2 separate regions of the Homo sapiens genome follow, and region 1 is linked to region 2. Evidence: chromatin loops called from intact Hi-C (ENCODE). Cell type or tissue: prostate gland. All regions are shown on one strand. Each heading gives the region's core, and the rest is flanking DNA. Links, peaks and the distances in the headings are about the cores only.

The links. A loop is a pair of places that touch in the nucleus more often than their neighbours do. Peaks named below come from ENCODE experiments on the same cell type or tissue, not always from the same donor. Only the 100,000 strongest peaks of a DNase experiment are listed, where the experiment ranks them.
Region 1: it touches region 2 in a loop (8-fold over the local background); 102 of 110 quality-filtered maps call a loop at or near these places.

Annotation. Positions count from the first base shown.
Region 1 is chr10:132,018,919-132,026,831 of GRCh38, forward strand. No RefSeq gene overlaps it. Among named protein-coding and RNA genes, the nearest start is that of BNIP3, 41 kb to the left of the region's middle. RefSeq lists an enhancer at 536-1,207. In prostate gland, for the core only: a CTCF peak has its summit at 4,330 (motif pointing left); a DNase peak (open chromatin) is centred at 4,323; H3K4me3 peaks cover 824 bases.
Region 2 is chr10:131,880,663-131,888,575 of GRCh38, forward strand. No RefSeq gene overlaps it. Among named protein-coding and RNA genes, the nearest start is that of PPP2R2D, 16 kb to the right of the region's middle. In prostate gland, for the core only: a CTCF peak has its summit at 4,857 (motif pointing right); a DNase peak (open chromatin) is centred at 4,879; H3K27ac peaks cover 981 bases.

The sequences.
Region 1 (7,913 bases), core at 1,228-6,227, 140 kb after region 2:
GAGGAGCTTCATTTAGTGACAGAATAGCTCACAGGAGGCCCTGGAGTGAGTAGCTCCTCTCTGTAACTGCTCATCCCAACGTCTGCTCAGCTCTGGCTAAGCCCAGGCTTTTATGGGCCTCAGAGGGGAGGAAGTGCGTACCAATTGGTCCATGGGCGGCCATGGGCAGGCCTGGAAAAGGCACCACAAGTCCCCTCTCTGGTCTGCAGGATTGGCAGCCCTGCCCCTAGCCTTCAGGCCCTCCCTGGCCTAAAGGTGGGCTCTCACCAGGGACCCACCCCCTTCCATCCGGGAGCCTGTCTGCCTCCTGCTGCTGTTCATAGTGTCCAGGCTGTAGGTGCCAAGGGCTGCCTGCAGGCCAGCACAGACCTGCCCTCAGACCCCATCGGCTTCCCTCCCAAGCTCGTCAATGCCCAAAGTCTGGAGGGGGCCAGGCAGCAGGGGGTTGGCATGTCAGCAGTGCTCCACGTGCATGCACACCCAACCGGGCTGTGACAGCACCCGGGCTTGGCCCCAATTTTGCTCTGAGATTGGAGTGAACACTGAAAGCAGGGAGAAGCCAGGCAGTGGGAGCAGGCACTTCTGAGCCTGTGAGGGCAGGGGGATGCCTTCCTGGGCCCCCAAGAGTGCAGGGATGCCTGGGTCCACAGCCACAGTTTGGGCGGCTGCAACTGCGCCTGGAGGGTGGGGGCCGCAGGGCTCCTGCCTTCTCCATGGAGTAGGAGGCCCAGGTCTACAACTGTGACTTGGGTGGCTGCAGCTGAGCCTGGGAGGGCGGGGCTCCTGCCTGCTCCAGTCCCCCTAAGAACACAGGGAGGCCCAGGTCTGCAGCCATGACTTGGGCAGCTGCAGCTGTGCCTGATGGGGGTGGGCAGGGCTCTTGTCTGCTCCTTGTAGTGGCAGGCTCCGGTCTGCAGCCACAACTTGGCTGGCTGTGGCTGCACCTACAGAGCTCCTGCTCAGAAGGGGCAGGGATCAACTCAGAAGGGGCAGGGATCCCACTTGTCCCTGGCTCCCGCCGGCTCTGTGGAGTGTGCAGCCCATATGCAGCCCCAGCCACACCTCCCCACTGTACCCAGCATGATGGCAGCCACCGCTCCAGATGGGCCGCCTCTGCCATCATCGCTATCATCCAGAGTCCACGTTAGGGTCCACTCTTGGTGTTGGACATTCTATGGGTTTCGACGGATGTGTAATGACATGTATCCCCCACGACAGTAACACGCAGAGCACTTTCACTGCCCCAAGTCCTCTATCCTCTGCCTGTTCCTCCCTCCCTCCCTCCCCTGTCCCCTGGCAACCACTCATCTTTTTACTGTCTCCATAGTTTTGCCTCTTCTGGAATGTCAAAGAGTTGGGATCATACAGTGTGTAGCCTTTTAGATTGACTTCTTTCACAGAGTAATGTACATTTAAGGGTCCTTCATGTCTTTTCCTGGCTTGATAGCTCATTTCTTTCTAACCCTGAACCACACTTGATGGGATGAATCACAACTGATGGTTCCACTCACCTGCTGAAGGACATCCCAGCAGCTTCCAAGTTTTGGTGAGTATGAACAAAGTTGCTGTAAACATCCACGCGCAGGTTTTGTGTGGACACGTTTCCAGTTCCTCTGGGTAAAAACCCAGGAGCTCAACCTCCACCTGTGTCTCTTAGGCAGCCCTCTTCTGCCGAGCTCTTCTCTTAGGCAGCCCTCTTCTGCCGAGCTCTTCCTGCTCTTCTCGTCTCCAAGCCTGGCCCCAGTGCCCTGGCTCTTCTCTCTGCCTCCTGAGTCCTCCCAAGCCTGGCCCAGACCTCGGGCTCACACTCTCCTCCAGATGCTGCAGCGGTCATTGCCTAGAGACTCACTGAGCACCTGCTCCCTTGTTACCACTGATCTGCCGGGTGTGCGCGTTCTCTAAGGGACTCGTGTCTTCACAGGACAGACTTCATCGTGCTCCCCTGAGGCTTCTCTCAGGGCTCAGCAGCTTTGGGGGCCAACTTGATGGGTAGTTTAGTTGATGGTTGCTGTGAGATCTCAGTTCTTGTCTTCTTAGTTTAAGGGAGTTTAAGCAAGAGACACACAGCAAAGGAGGCGGCATGTATAGTGATTTAGTGCAAAAGAAAAATAATATGAGAAAAGTTTGGTGCAGAATGGGCAGTACACTCTGAAAGAGAGGATTCGGGGTCGGCTGCTCATGAGGATGAGACGGCAAAGACTGGAAGGAGGGAGATTCCCTCTATGGGAGTCTTCCATGATTACGCATGAGGAGGTGCGAGAGGCGTTGCTGGGAAGCTTGTTCCGGGTGCTCCTCCAGGTGCGCACGCGCAGTACCCGTCCACGCTTGTTCATACGTCGCCTGTCTCACTAGCGTCTTCAACGCCAGGGTCGGTGTGAGGACAGGTAAGCTCACAGTGCGCGTGCTCTCCAGAGGGGAAGGTCCCTACTGAAGATAGCTGTGCTCAAATGAGCTCCATTACACTGCCAATGCTGAGGCTTGCTGTGTCGACCGTACGGTCACCATGGTCGCCATGCCCCGAGGACCTGGTCACTTCCTTGACTACCTGTCCTGCCTCGGGTTTGATGCCCACATTTACAGGGCACTTTGAGATGCTGCTGCTGCCAGAAATGAACATGTCATTAAGGTGTCACACTTGGCCCTCCTCAATCTATCCCATTGGGCCTCCTCTCTCTGATGGATGCCATGGCAGTGCTGTGGGCACAGGCTGCACGGCTGCTGTGTGGTGTGGGTCCAGGTGCGGGAGAGGCAGGCATTGCAGAGAGACGCCCAGGTGCACAGGGGCGGCTGCAGGAGAGCTTGAGGCTCGGGGCCTGGGAGGGCTGGGAGGAGAGATGTCTCCACACAGCACGTGTGAGCCTAGCACGTGCTCATCACCGGGGAGAGGGTGGGGTGGGTGGAAGAGGTGTTGGTGGAGGGGGATCCAGAACAAAGGGCAGTGTGTCTGGCACTATGACAGTGAGTGCCGGGCGCTGGCCTTGGTGGGAACAGGCTGGCCAACCCACGTGGCACTCCTTGCCTGCTCCCCGTCCCCTGTGGGTCCCTTTGGTCGCTCAGGACCCCACACCTGCCCTCTCCAACCCACACTCATCAGGCGCTCAGACCTGCAGCTTCCTAACCTGCTGCATGTGGCCTGGTCAGCGAGTTCAAATGACCAATTCCCAGGTCCCAGCCCAGACCTCAGGATTACTGGGGAGGGGGCCGGACTCTGCATTTTAAACAAGGTTTCGATGACTCTGGAAGCCGCACTGTGAACCAAGTCACTCCACTCTTGCTGGAACCAGTCTGTCGGCATCTGATGCCCTCCTGCCCACCACTCTGCTTTCCATTTTAGCGTCGAAAGTGGCTTCCAGCAGAGGACACTTGGGAGGGACACAGCCACACCCAGGACCCAAGGCCCGGGTGAGATCCGGAGGCTGTAGGAACGCTAAGGGGCGGTGCTGGTGGTCCAAGGACGTCCCCCGCAGAGTGGACCAGGAAGAACGTGTCAGAGGATCTCTGCGCCGCAGCATCTGGGTTGCATCCTGTGAGAGACGCCGCGGGAGCCCAGCAGCACGGCGTTTTCTGAGTGTGGCCCCATGGGCAGCAGCAGTGAGGCCTGCAGGGCGTGAGGGCCTCCCCTGCTGCTCCCCTGCCCTGTCACTCACCACATCCCGCATGTGGGGCCTCCCTGCTGGTGATGAAACCTACCACACTTGGGCCACTGGTCATGATTCCTGCAATAACCAGCTCCCTGATAATTAAGATCTGTTGGCCAGGCGCGGTGACTTACACCTGTGATCCCAGCACTTTGGGAGGCCGAGGTGGGTGGGTCACGAGGTCAGGAGTTCAAGACTAGCCTGGCCAACATGGTGAAACCCTGTCTCTACTAAAAATACAAAAAATTAGCTGGGCATGGTGGCAGGGACCTGTAATCCCAGCTACTCGGGAGGCTGAGGCAGGAGAATCCCTTGAACCCGGGAGGCGGACGTTGCAGTGAGCCAAGATCAAGCCACTGCACTCCAGCCTGGGCAACAGTTCGAGATTCCACCTCAAAAAAATGAACTGTCTGCCAGTCATGGTGGTGCATACCTGTGATCCCAGCACTTTGGGAGGCCGTGGCTGGAGGACCGGAGCTTAGGGGTTCAAGACCAGCCTGGGCAACATATGGAGACCCTGTCTCTAAAAAGAAATTGTCGTATCGAACAAAGTTCCTTAATATCTGGAATATGCTGACGCCTTTCTTCCTGGATCTATTCCTGAGAAGGTGGTCACTGAGCTTCCTCTTCCGAGACAGCCTGGCGCTCTGGACGCTTGGCTTCCGCTCGCTGGCTCGCCGACGCCCTCTGCTGTCCACGGTTGGGAGACCTGAAAGTCGCAAGAGCGTGCCCGTGACAGGAGGCTGTGCGCAAGAAGACGTTTACAGCCGTTTTATTTGTAATAGCCCCAAACTGGAAAGCAGACGGGTGTCCTTCAACAGGAGAATAGATACATACACCGTGGCAAATTTGTACAAGAGAACAATCTCCAGCAATAAATAAGAGCACGCCACTGATGCGCGTGGCAATTTGGAAACCTTCCACAGAACAGCACACGGATTGCATGGATGCGAAGCTCCCCTCAACTAATCTATGGGGAAAATCATCAGAAAAAATGGGTGCCTCTGGGAGAGTAAGGGCAGGGACTAGCCAGAAGGGGCAGCAGGGCCAGGTGGAGACTCACTCGCCTCTGTGGATACTCTGGTCATGCGGCTTGGGGAGTGCGTGTCCCTTGAAGAGCCTGATCCAGAAACAGTGCCGTGTTTTCTGAAACTGAATGCAACGAAGTGCGGCTTCATCCACTGAGTCACTGCCCATCCCCTCAAGGATCCCCAAGGAGGCGACGCTGAGTCCGGAACGCAGGAGGGAGACCGTTCTTCTTCCCGTGAGGAACATGCTCCAGGGTCCGGAGTCTACGGAAAAATAGGAGGGTTTGAGAAAGTGAAACCCGTTCATTTTCTGTGGAGCAGAATCAGCAAATGCTGTCTCGGGGGGCCCTGTGGGCCTTGGGAAGCATTTTGGACTAAACCAGAGGATAATGAGACACCACTGGAGGTTTACCAGCAGAGGCGGTGCCATGGGGTTTGCGTCTCTAGAAGATTCTATGGGGGATCACCAGCACGCCCAGCTAATTTTTGTATTTTTAGTACGTTGGCCAGGCTGGTCTTGAACTCCTGACCTTCTGATCCACCCGCCTCGGCCTCCCAAAGTGCTGGGATTACAGGCGTGAGCCACCATGCCTGGTCCAAGTTTTGTATTTTTAGTAGAGACAGGGTTTCACCATGTTGGCCAGGCTGGTCTCGAACTCCTGATCTCATGATCCGCACACCTCAGCCTCCCAAGTGCTGGGATTACAGGCATGAGCCACCGCACCCAGCCCATTTCTTTTACCAGTACATCAAAGACTCAACTGTTACCTCTTCAGATATTGCTTCTGGCTATTTCCTGTCTGATCTCTTCTGGAACACTAATTGAACATATATTAAACTTTTTTTTTTTTTTACTCTGTTCTCCATCTCTCTTAACCTCTCTTTCTGATTTTTAATTTTTTGTATCTCTGGGTTGCTTCTGGGTTCTTCTACCTGTTTTATGGTTCACTAATTCTTTCTTTGGCTGTGGCTAATTTGTTGTTAAACCTGGTTTTTAATTTTGATTATTATATTTTTTCATTTCCAGAAATTCTATTGAGTTGCTTTTCAAATATGCTAGTCTATTTTATACAGTTCCTGTCTTTCCCCAGAAAATTTCGTCTTGCTTTTCATGTCTCTAATCATAGTGTGCATAGTTTTAATATCTTTGTCTGGTAGTTTGAATATCTGAAGTCTTTCTAGGTCTGTCTGTCTTTTCCTTCCCACCCACCCCCTCCTATTTCTTCTCCTGTTTTTCTTCTTATCTGATTCACTCCCATAATACCTTATTTTCTGTGTCATGATTGTTTTCAGCTGTCCTTGAAAAATTGCTTGTAGGTGTCCTGTGAGCCCTGCACGAAGCTGTCCCTCTAAAGAGGCTGGCATTTGCTTCTTCCAGGCGCCCAGGGGCCGTGGTAATCTGGGACCACTTTACATTAATTACATTAAATTACAGGCTTAAAGAGTTCTCGGTCATGGGTGTGATCCAGGTCACCCGTGTGATGCAGCTTTGGACGTGGCTGGCTCATGCCTCTGTCTTCTCTGAAAAGGGTTTTCTCCTGCCCCTGCCCCGCTTGTCTTGCCATCCCTTGATGATGTGGGGTTGGGGGGTGTTACCTCTGATTCACCCTTACCCTCGGGGTGTAGCCTTTGGGGTTCTCAGTTTTATGGAGAGAGGGCTTCCTCCGACACTCCCCACTGGCTTGGCGTTTTACTCTTGTGCCTCTTGCCCTGAAAGACCATTAAGAACTATGCTTAAGTACACTGGGGCAGGTGAATGCCCCCGTAGTAAAAAGAGCTGCCGTCTTCAGCCCACCCATCTTGTTCCTGCTTCGATTTAGATTTTTGGCCTAGTAAGTCCTTGCCGTCTCATCACTTCTCTGATGAGTTTAAGGAGATTTAAAAAATCTTAACAGCATTTTCTTTTGTTCTTTTTTTTTTTTTTTTGAGACAATGTCTCACTCTGTTGTTGCCCAGGCTGGAGTGCAATGGCGCGATCTTGGTTCACTGCAACCTCTGTCTCCCGGGTTCAAGCGATTCTCCTGCCTCAGCCTCCCGAGTAGCTGGGATTACAGGCACCCGCCACCACGCCCAGCTAATATTTGTATTTTTAATAGAGTCAGGGTTTTGCTGTGTTGGCCAGGCTGGTCCTGAACTCCCGACCTCAGGTGATCTGCCCGCCTCGGCCTCCCAAAGTGCTGGGATTACAGGCATGAGCCACCACGCCCAGCCCTTAGCATCATTTTCATCGTTCTATGAAAGGGTTCGTTCAAATAATCTAATAAAAATATAAGACAAATGTTTATTTTTATAACGATCCCAGCGGATATTCACATCATGACCGTGGGTCTTTGCTGAGGTCTAGGCATCTTCGGTTACCAAGCAAACCTCCCCTCCCAACCTAACGTGAACACCTGGGGTGTGTGGACCACATTTCACAAAACACTCCTCTATATAACCCAGAATATTTGGAGTTTTAGAGGGTGGTCTTAGAGAGAGGTGAGAAGGAAGTGAGGTGGGAGGGAGCAGGAAGGGGGATGCATGCACAGTGGGGTAGAGGCCAACGGCCTTTCCAGGAGCAAAGATGCCTAAGATTGCCTGTGCGGTTATTATTGTCGGATCCTTAGCAAATCTCTCCTTCCCATGAAAATTTTGTATTTGGGTTGGAAACGATAGAGGAATGAGGTTATCAAAAAAGGATTGTGATATGGAACCAACAACACGACCACACCCTCAGTCACAAGCCCCGTGGTAGAGTGATCATTAGACACACGAGTCTCAGAAACCAAAAAGGCTGAAGCATGCTTTGTGCTTCCACGAGGCATGAATTCAAGGCACCTTTTCCAACATCTTCAGGGGACAGGAAGGCTCCAGGATAGATTTGGATGGCATGACTATTTCCTGCACAGTTTTCCACAGCTCAAGCGCTTTCTCATCTATTACTGTTTTTGTTTTTGTTTTTGTTTTTGTTTTTTTTTTTGATATGGAGTCTCGCTCTGTCACCCAGGCTGGAGTGCAGTGGCACGATCTCGGCTCATTGCAAGCTCCGCCTCCCGGGTTCACGCCATTCTCCTGCCTCAGCCTCCCGAGTAGCTGGGACTACAGGTGCCCACCACTACGCCCGGCTAATTTTTTGTATTTTTTAGTAGAGACGGGGTTTCACTGTGTTAGCCAGGCTGGTCTCGAACTCCTGACCTCATGATCCACCCACCTTGGCCTCCCAAAGTGCTGGGATTACAGGCATGCGCCATCGTGCCTTTTGAGACAG
Region 2 (7,913 bases), core at 1,966-6,965:
GGCTTCTATCACTCGGGGGGGTACTAGTAACAGGGAGAGGCTGCGCAGGAGAAGAGAAGGCCATCATCTCCCTCCCCTCTGAGGCAGCAGAGAGTGAGGACCAGGAGGCCTCTGGCCAATCAGCTTTCCCTGGAAGCGCAGCCCCACCCCATACTCGCTCCCTGAGGCTGCCCACATCCCCTGGGAGGCCACACTGGGTCCAGGCTCCTCTTCTCCCTCCTTGAGCCCTGCTCTGGTGGAGCAGAGGCCGGCCCTGCCCTGGGCAACTTTGCAGCCACCTTCTAAAGCACTGGGGAGCTTCCTGGTTACAGGGTGGGGGGAAACATCCTGAGACTGAATGACCAGGGACACTTGCCCCATATCAAACATCACCTCCTCCACACCATGCTTTGAGCCCTGGGCTTAGGACTGGAGACCACCATGGTAGGAAGGGGTCTCCACCCTCACACAGCTCCACATCCACCAGAGAACAGAGAAATCAATGCCCCCCCCGACACTGGACATCGTGGTGTAGCAGGACGAGCCGTAGACAAAACCCCTCAGACACCGGGTTAAAGAAGGAAGTGGCTTTATTCAGCCAGGAGCATCGGCAGACTTGCGTCTCAAGAACTGAGCTCCAAAGAAAGAGTTCCTGGCCCTTTTAAGGGCTTATAACTCTAAGGGGTCCACGTGACAGGGTCATGATAGATTGAGCAAGCATGGGGTACGTGACTAGGTGGGGGTAAGCAAGGCGAGCATTTCTCCATGCCATTGTCTGTGATCTATAGATAGCACAAGTGATTTAGGGTGAGGGTTGATCTTTAACCTTCAGGCCTGGCCAGTGGCGCTGATCAGTCTGTTATTTTTCAGTTCTAACTTCCTCCTTTTCTTTGGAGACAGGAGACAGTAAGAGAAATGGCCTCTCCCCTCAATGGGAAGAATCGTTGCTGTAAGATACAGCAGACTTCCTCCACATCCAGCCCAGTCCAAGGCTGGCAGAAGAGAGGCCTGTCCCTGTGGAGTGGGTGCAAGGCTACTCCCCGAGGTGGCTGCACACCAAGTACCACGCATGCCAAGTACCAGGCACACCAAGTACCACGCTTACCAAGTACCATGCTCACCAAGTGCCATGCACACCAAGTACCACACTCACCAAGTACCATGCTCACCAAGTACCACACTCACCAAATACCATGCACACCAAGTACCATGTTCACCAAGTGCCATGCACACCAAGTACCATACTCACCAAGTACCAGGCACACCAAGTATCACACTCACCAAGTACCATGCACACAAAGTATCACTCTCACCAAATACCATGCACACCAAGTATCATATTCACCAAGTACTATGCACACCAAGTACCAGGCTCACCAAGTACCACACTCACCAAGTACCATGCATGCCAAGTACCAGGCTCACCAAGTACTATGCACACCAAGTACCATGCTCACCAAATACCACACTCACCAAGCACCATGCACACCAAGTACCACACGGGCTACATCTGTCTGGTCTGATGACAGGAAAAACGAGGGCTCCCTGCAGACCACTTCTTGGAGCATTCCCTGAGGCTGGAGGGCAGTGAGTTGGCCATGCCCGGCATGGTGAGTGGCCCAAAACCTGTAGCCACGCCACATGGACCCTGCTAGAAATGGCCAAGATGGCCTGAAAAGTCAGTGGGGGGCTGGAGGGCCCAGCCAGGATCCTGCTCCCCATTCCCCCGCCAGCCCCTGGCAGCCCCAAACACTGTGCAGAGTCGCAGGGGTGCCCACCCATATCTCCCTGACCGCCTCCTTCCAGGGCACACTCATCCCAGGGGGCAGGCACCTGTGGGGTTGGCACATTGGCACCAGCCCACGCCTTTGAGTGTTGTGGTGTATGTGAGTGTGTGTGTGTGCACACGTGCAGTGTGTGGTGGGGAGTGTGATGTGTGCCGTGTGTGTGTAGTGTGTGTGTGTGTATAGTTTTCAGTATGTGTGGTGTGTGTATGTGGGAGGGCTGTGATGTGTGGGGTGTGTATGTGCTATGTGATGTGTGGTGTGCATCTGTGTGTGTGGTGCATGTGTAGTGTGTATGGTGGGTTTTGTGTGTGTGGTTTTATGGTGTATGTGTGTTTGTGTTTTCTGTGTGGTTTTGTGGTGTGCATGGCGTGTGAAATGTGGGTGTGTGTGGCATATGTAATGTGTGTGTGGTGTGTGTGGAGTGTGGTGCATGTGATGTGTGCTTGTGTGGTGTGTGTGTGATGTATGGTGGGAATGTGGTATGTGTGTGTTTGTGTTTTGTGTGTGGTTTTGTGTGTGTGTGTGCCGTGTGTGTAGTATGTGGTATGTGTGTGGTGTGTGGTGCATGTGGTGTGTGCTTTGGTGTGTGTGTGGTGTATGCGGTGATGTGTGTGTGGTGAGTGTATGTGGTTGTGTTTTTGTGTGTGAGGTTTTGTGGTGTATGTGTGGTTGTGTTTTGCGTGTGGTCTTTGTGGTGTGTGGTGTGTGATGTGTGTGGTCGTGTGGTGTATGTGGCGTGTGTGTGTGTGTTTGTGGTGTGTGTGTGGTTTTGTGGTGTGTGTGGCGTGTGTGTGTGTGTGTTGTGTGTGTGGTTTTGTGGTGTGTGTTGTGTGGTGTGTGTGTGGTTTTGTGGTGTGTGTGGCGTGTGTGTGTTGTGTGGTGTGTGTGTGTGGTTTTGTGGTGTGTGTGGCGTGTGTGTGTGTTGTGTGGGGGTGTGTGTGTTGTGTGGGGTGTGTGTGTGTGGTTTTGTGGTGTGTGTGGCGTGTGTGTGTGTTGTGTGGGGTGTGTGTGTGGTTTTGTGGTGTGTGTGGCATGTGTGTGTGTTGTGTGGGGTGTGTGTGTGGTTTTGTGGTGTGTGTGGCATGTGTGTGTGTTGTGTGGGGTGTGTGTGTGGTTTTGTGGTGTGTGTGGCGTGTTGTGTGTTGTGTGGGGTGTCTATGTTGTTTTGTGGTGTGTGTAGTGTGACCATGCTCACCCGGCTGTGATGTACCTGCTGGGTTCCCTGTCCCTTCCCTGGTTCACCCATGTCTCTCCTACTGAACGCCCAGCTTCTTCAGAGCCTTCTCCAAGGGGTGAGGAAGTGTGTGGCAAACACTGGGCTCCTGGACCAGGGGCACCCACCCCAGGAGCATTCACCTCAGAAGCGTTGACCCAAGGAGAACTCATCCCAGGAATGCTCACCCCAGAGGCACCTACGCTAGGAGATCTCACCCCAGAAAAACTCACCCCAGGGCACTCACCTTAGGAAACAGTGGTACTGGCAGAAAAGAGGTCAGGCAGTGCCACTGGCTTCCTACGGAGAAGCTCAAAGGGACAGAAGAATTCCTGGTGAGGCCTGCCAGGAAAGGCACTGGCCACTTGCTCTGGGGTCACAGACACCTGCCTTGGGAGGGAGTCACAGACACCTGCTGGGGGGGCACAGACACCTGCTGGGGAGGGACAGACACCTGCTGGGGGGGCACAGACACCTGCTGGAGAGGGACAGACACCTGCCTTGGGAGGGAGGCACAGACACCTGCTGGGGGGGCACAGACACCTGCTGGGGAGGGACAGACACCTGCTGGGGAGGGACAGACACCTGCTGGGGGGGCACAGACACCTGCTGGGGAGGGACAGACACCTGCTGGGGGGACACAGACACCTGCTGGGGAGGGACGGACACCTGCTGGGGGGGGGACACAGACACCTGCTGGAGAGGGACAGACACCTGCTGGGGAGGGACAGACACCTGCTGGGGAGGGACGGACACCTGCTGGGGGGGACACAGACACCTGCTGGGGAGGGACAGACACCTGCTGGAGAGGGACAGACACCTGCTGGGGAGGGACGGACACCTGCTGGGGAGGGACGGACACCTGCTGGGGGGACACGGACACCTGCTGGGGAGGGACAGACACCTGCTGGGGAGGGACGGACACCTGCTGGAGAGGGACGGACACCTCCTGGGGAGGGACGGACACCTGCTGGAGAGGGACGGACACCTGCTGGGGAGGGACGGACACCTGCTGGGGAGGGACGGACACCTGCTGGGGGGACACGGACACCTGCTGGAGAGGGACAGACACCTGCTGGGGAGGGACAGACACCTGCTGGGGAGGGACGGACACCTGCTGGGGGGACACAGATACCTGCTGGGGAGGGACAGACACCTGCTGGAGAGGGACAGACACCTGCTGGGGAGGGACAGACACCTGCTAGGGAGGGACGGACACCTGCTGGGGGGGACACAGACACCTGCTGGAGAGGGACAGACACCTGCTGGGGAGGGACAGACACCTGCTGGGGAGGGACGGACACCTGCTGGGGGGACACAGACACCTGCTGGGGAGGGACAGACACCTGCTGGAGAGGGACAGACACCTGCTGGGGAGGGACGGACACCTGCTGGGGGAACACAGACACCTGCTGGGGAGGGACAGACACCTGCTGGGGAGGGACAGACACCTGCTGGGGAGGGATGGACACCTGCTGGGGAGGGACGGACACCTGCTGGGGAGGGACGGACACCTGCTGGGGGGACACAGACACCTGCTGGGGAGGGACAGACACCTGCTGAGGAGGGACAGACACCTGCTGGGGAGGGACGGACACCTGCTGGGGGGGACACAGACACCTGCTGCGGCCCACGCCAGAGCCAGGGTTTCTGGACTTGGTGTTTCCACGCAGGCGCCTGCGCCACACATCCAGGCAGCCTCCGCGCCCTGCCCCAAGTCCCTGGGTGTCCACATGGTCAGCACGGGCAGGAGCGCGGGCCTCGGCCCGGGTGCGCTTTCCATTCCCGAGGTCGTTTGTAGGAACTGGGGTGATGCCGCCTCCCGCTGGGGCTAAACCTGCCAGACTGGAAGGAAAGTCTGCGCTGAGGGGCTGCTCACACTCGGCCAGCAGGAGGCAGCAGAGGGCAGCCGCGCCCTGGCTGGGAGGCGCCCAGGGCCGGAGGGTTGCGCTCTGCAGGGTGTGTATCTGCAGGCCTGGGCTCAGCTGGCAGGATTGCGGGTCTGCAGTGTTTCTCAGGTTGTTTGTACTTCGACAGTAAGAGCTGGGCCCAGAAAATGATTTCCCAGCTCTGCAAAGATTCACAGTAAGAGCATTTCACAGGTAGGAAGCACGTCACCAGTGTTCAGAGAGCTTTCATTTATTTTCTTTTGGCCTCATAACTCTTTATGGCAGGTAGGTCAGCAGAGCAAGAACTGTGACTTATCAAGGATGAGCAAACAAACCCGGAGAGGCTGGAAATGCACGCGGGGTCCTCGAATTAAAGCTGGGCTGGGAATACCATGACTTAGATTCCCAGTGCCCAGCCCCAGCCTGGCCAGGAGGGTGGTGGCCCTGCCCCAGCTCCACCCAGCTATCTGTCCACCCTGCTTCTGGTGGGCCGCCTGGGGCCAATGCATCTCCAGTTATACTCCCATCCACCGTGATCCCAAGGAGCCAGGGTCTTGGTCTTACACCCCCAGGCTCATGGACACTCACTGAGGCTTATTTTTAGAGCTCAGAGGACTTGAAGTGCTCCCTGAACCAGCATGCGTGGGTCAAGTTGGAAAGGGCACATTCTAGAATTTCTTGTTTTCAGTTGGTTTTATAACGCCTTTTGTTTGAATGTATTGACAGAAGACTCAGTACCGGACCCCTGAGAATGAGTCACCCCTCTTAATGGTGTACTGCCCTGTCAGTGGCACGTCTCAGGAGGTGACCCACTCGGCAGACAGCAAAGTGCTGAGTGCCATGATGGTTTCCCAGGGAGAAGGCGGATCCGAGCCGGTGGCGGGAGAAGGGAAGAGACAAAGGCCCACGCTGCGTCTTCTGGGAGTGGAGGAGCCTTTCTTTCTGGAGCAAGCAGAAAGTCATCTTATCAGTCAACTTGGCACTTCCTCCCATGAGAACGTGAGAAGATTCACATGGTTAAGGGGACTTTGATGTACAGAGATCTTGTTTCACTGCACAGGATTTTTAAGTTACTCAGATAAATGGGGGAAGACTTGACACTTATTGTGCATAATTTGAATTCAAATAGGCTCCCAGTGAAGGGAAATTACCAGACACTTCGAACAGAGTCTATGCCTTCCGTTCTGTGCCTTCTGCTGATATTTAGGCTCAGAACTGCCTTAGAGCTGCCTGATTTGTATAATCTAGAGAACAAAACCATGTTTTGGAATATCATAAAGCTGATATTTTTATTTTTGAAATGAAGTTATCCCCACCTGTGAATTATTTCTAAAACAAAAAAAAAAACAAAAACAAAACCTCTTAGGCTGGGCGTCATGGCTCACGCCTGTAATCCCAGTACTTTGGAAGGCCGAGGTGGGCAGATCTCTTGAGGGCAGGAGTTTAAGCCCAGCCTGGGCAACATGGTGAGACCCATCTCTACTAACAAGACAAAAATTAGCCGGGTGTGGTGGCACACACCTGTAATCCCAGCTATTCGGGAGGCTGAGACACATGAATCGCTTGAGCCTGGGTGGCAGAGGTTGCAGTGAGCCAAGATCATGCCACTGCTCTCCAGCCTGGGCAACAGGGCCAGACTCTGTCTCAAAAATAAATAAATAAATAAAATGGATCATAGACCTGACTGCTTCTTGGCCTTTCAGCTATAATAAGTGTAAAATAGATCATAGACCTGTATGTGAAATGCAAAACAATAAAACTCCCCCAAGATTACATAGAAGAATATTTTAGTGACTTTTGATTTGGAGACGAGTTTTTAGATACAACACCAAAGGCATAAGCCATAAAAGAAAAATATGATAAGTTGGACTTCATTAAAATTAAATATTTCTGCTCCATGAAAGACATTGTTAAGAGAATGAAAAGATAAGCCACATACTGGAAAAGAACTGGCAAAACACATACCTTATAAAAGATTGTATCCAAAATATACAAAGAACTCTTAAAATGTAACCGTAAGAACACAAACAACCCAATTTTGAAATGGGCAACAGATCTGAACCTCACAAATGAAGATATACACATGGCAAATAAACATATGAAAAGATACTCAGCATCATACATAATTAAGTAATTGAAAATCAAAACAACAGGCCGGGTGCTGTGGCTCACACCTGTAATCCCAGCACTTTGGGAAGCCAAGGCGGGTGGATCACTTGAGGCCAGGAGTTCGAGATCAGCCTGGCCAACATGGTGTAACTCCATCTCCACTAAAAATACAAAAATTAGCTGTGCGTGGTGGCCTCCCACCTGTAATCCCAGCTACTTGGGAGGCTGAGGCAGGAGAATCACTTGAACCCCGGAGGTGGAGGTTGCAGTGGGCCAAGATCATGCCACTGCACTCCAACCTGGGAAACAGAGCAATACTCTGTCTCAAAAAAATAAAATAAAATAAAACAACAATGAGATACCACTGCATGCCTATTAGAATGGCTAAACTTTAAATTTGACAATATCAAATGTTAGTAAGGATGAAGAGCAACAGGAACTCTCATTAATTGCTGGTGGGGATGTAAAATAGTGCAGCCAATTTGAAAGACAGTTTGTCAGTTTCTTACAATGCTAAACACACTCTTACCATAGGATCCAGCACCCACACCCCTAGGAATTATTCCAGATGAGTTGGAAACATGTCCATGCAAAAACCTGAAATGAATGTTTATAGCAACTTCACTTACAATTGCCAAAAGTCGAAATTACGAAGGTGTCCTCCAAAAGGTGAATGGATCAAAAAACCGTGGTGCGTCATACAGTGGGATACTATTCAACAATAGAAACAATGAGTCATCAAGCTGTGAAAAGACCTGGAGGAGTCTTCAACGTCTATTACTAATTAAAAGAAGCCAATCTGGAATGGCCACAGGCTATATGAAGCCAACTACATGACATTCCAGGCAAAACTATAAAGACAATACAAAGAGCAATGGTTGCCAGGGGTTGTTGGGGGCAGGGAGGGACGAATGGGTGGAGCACAGGCTATTTTTA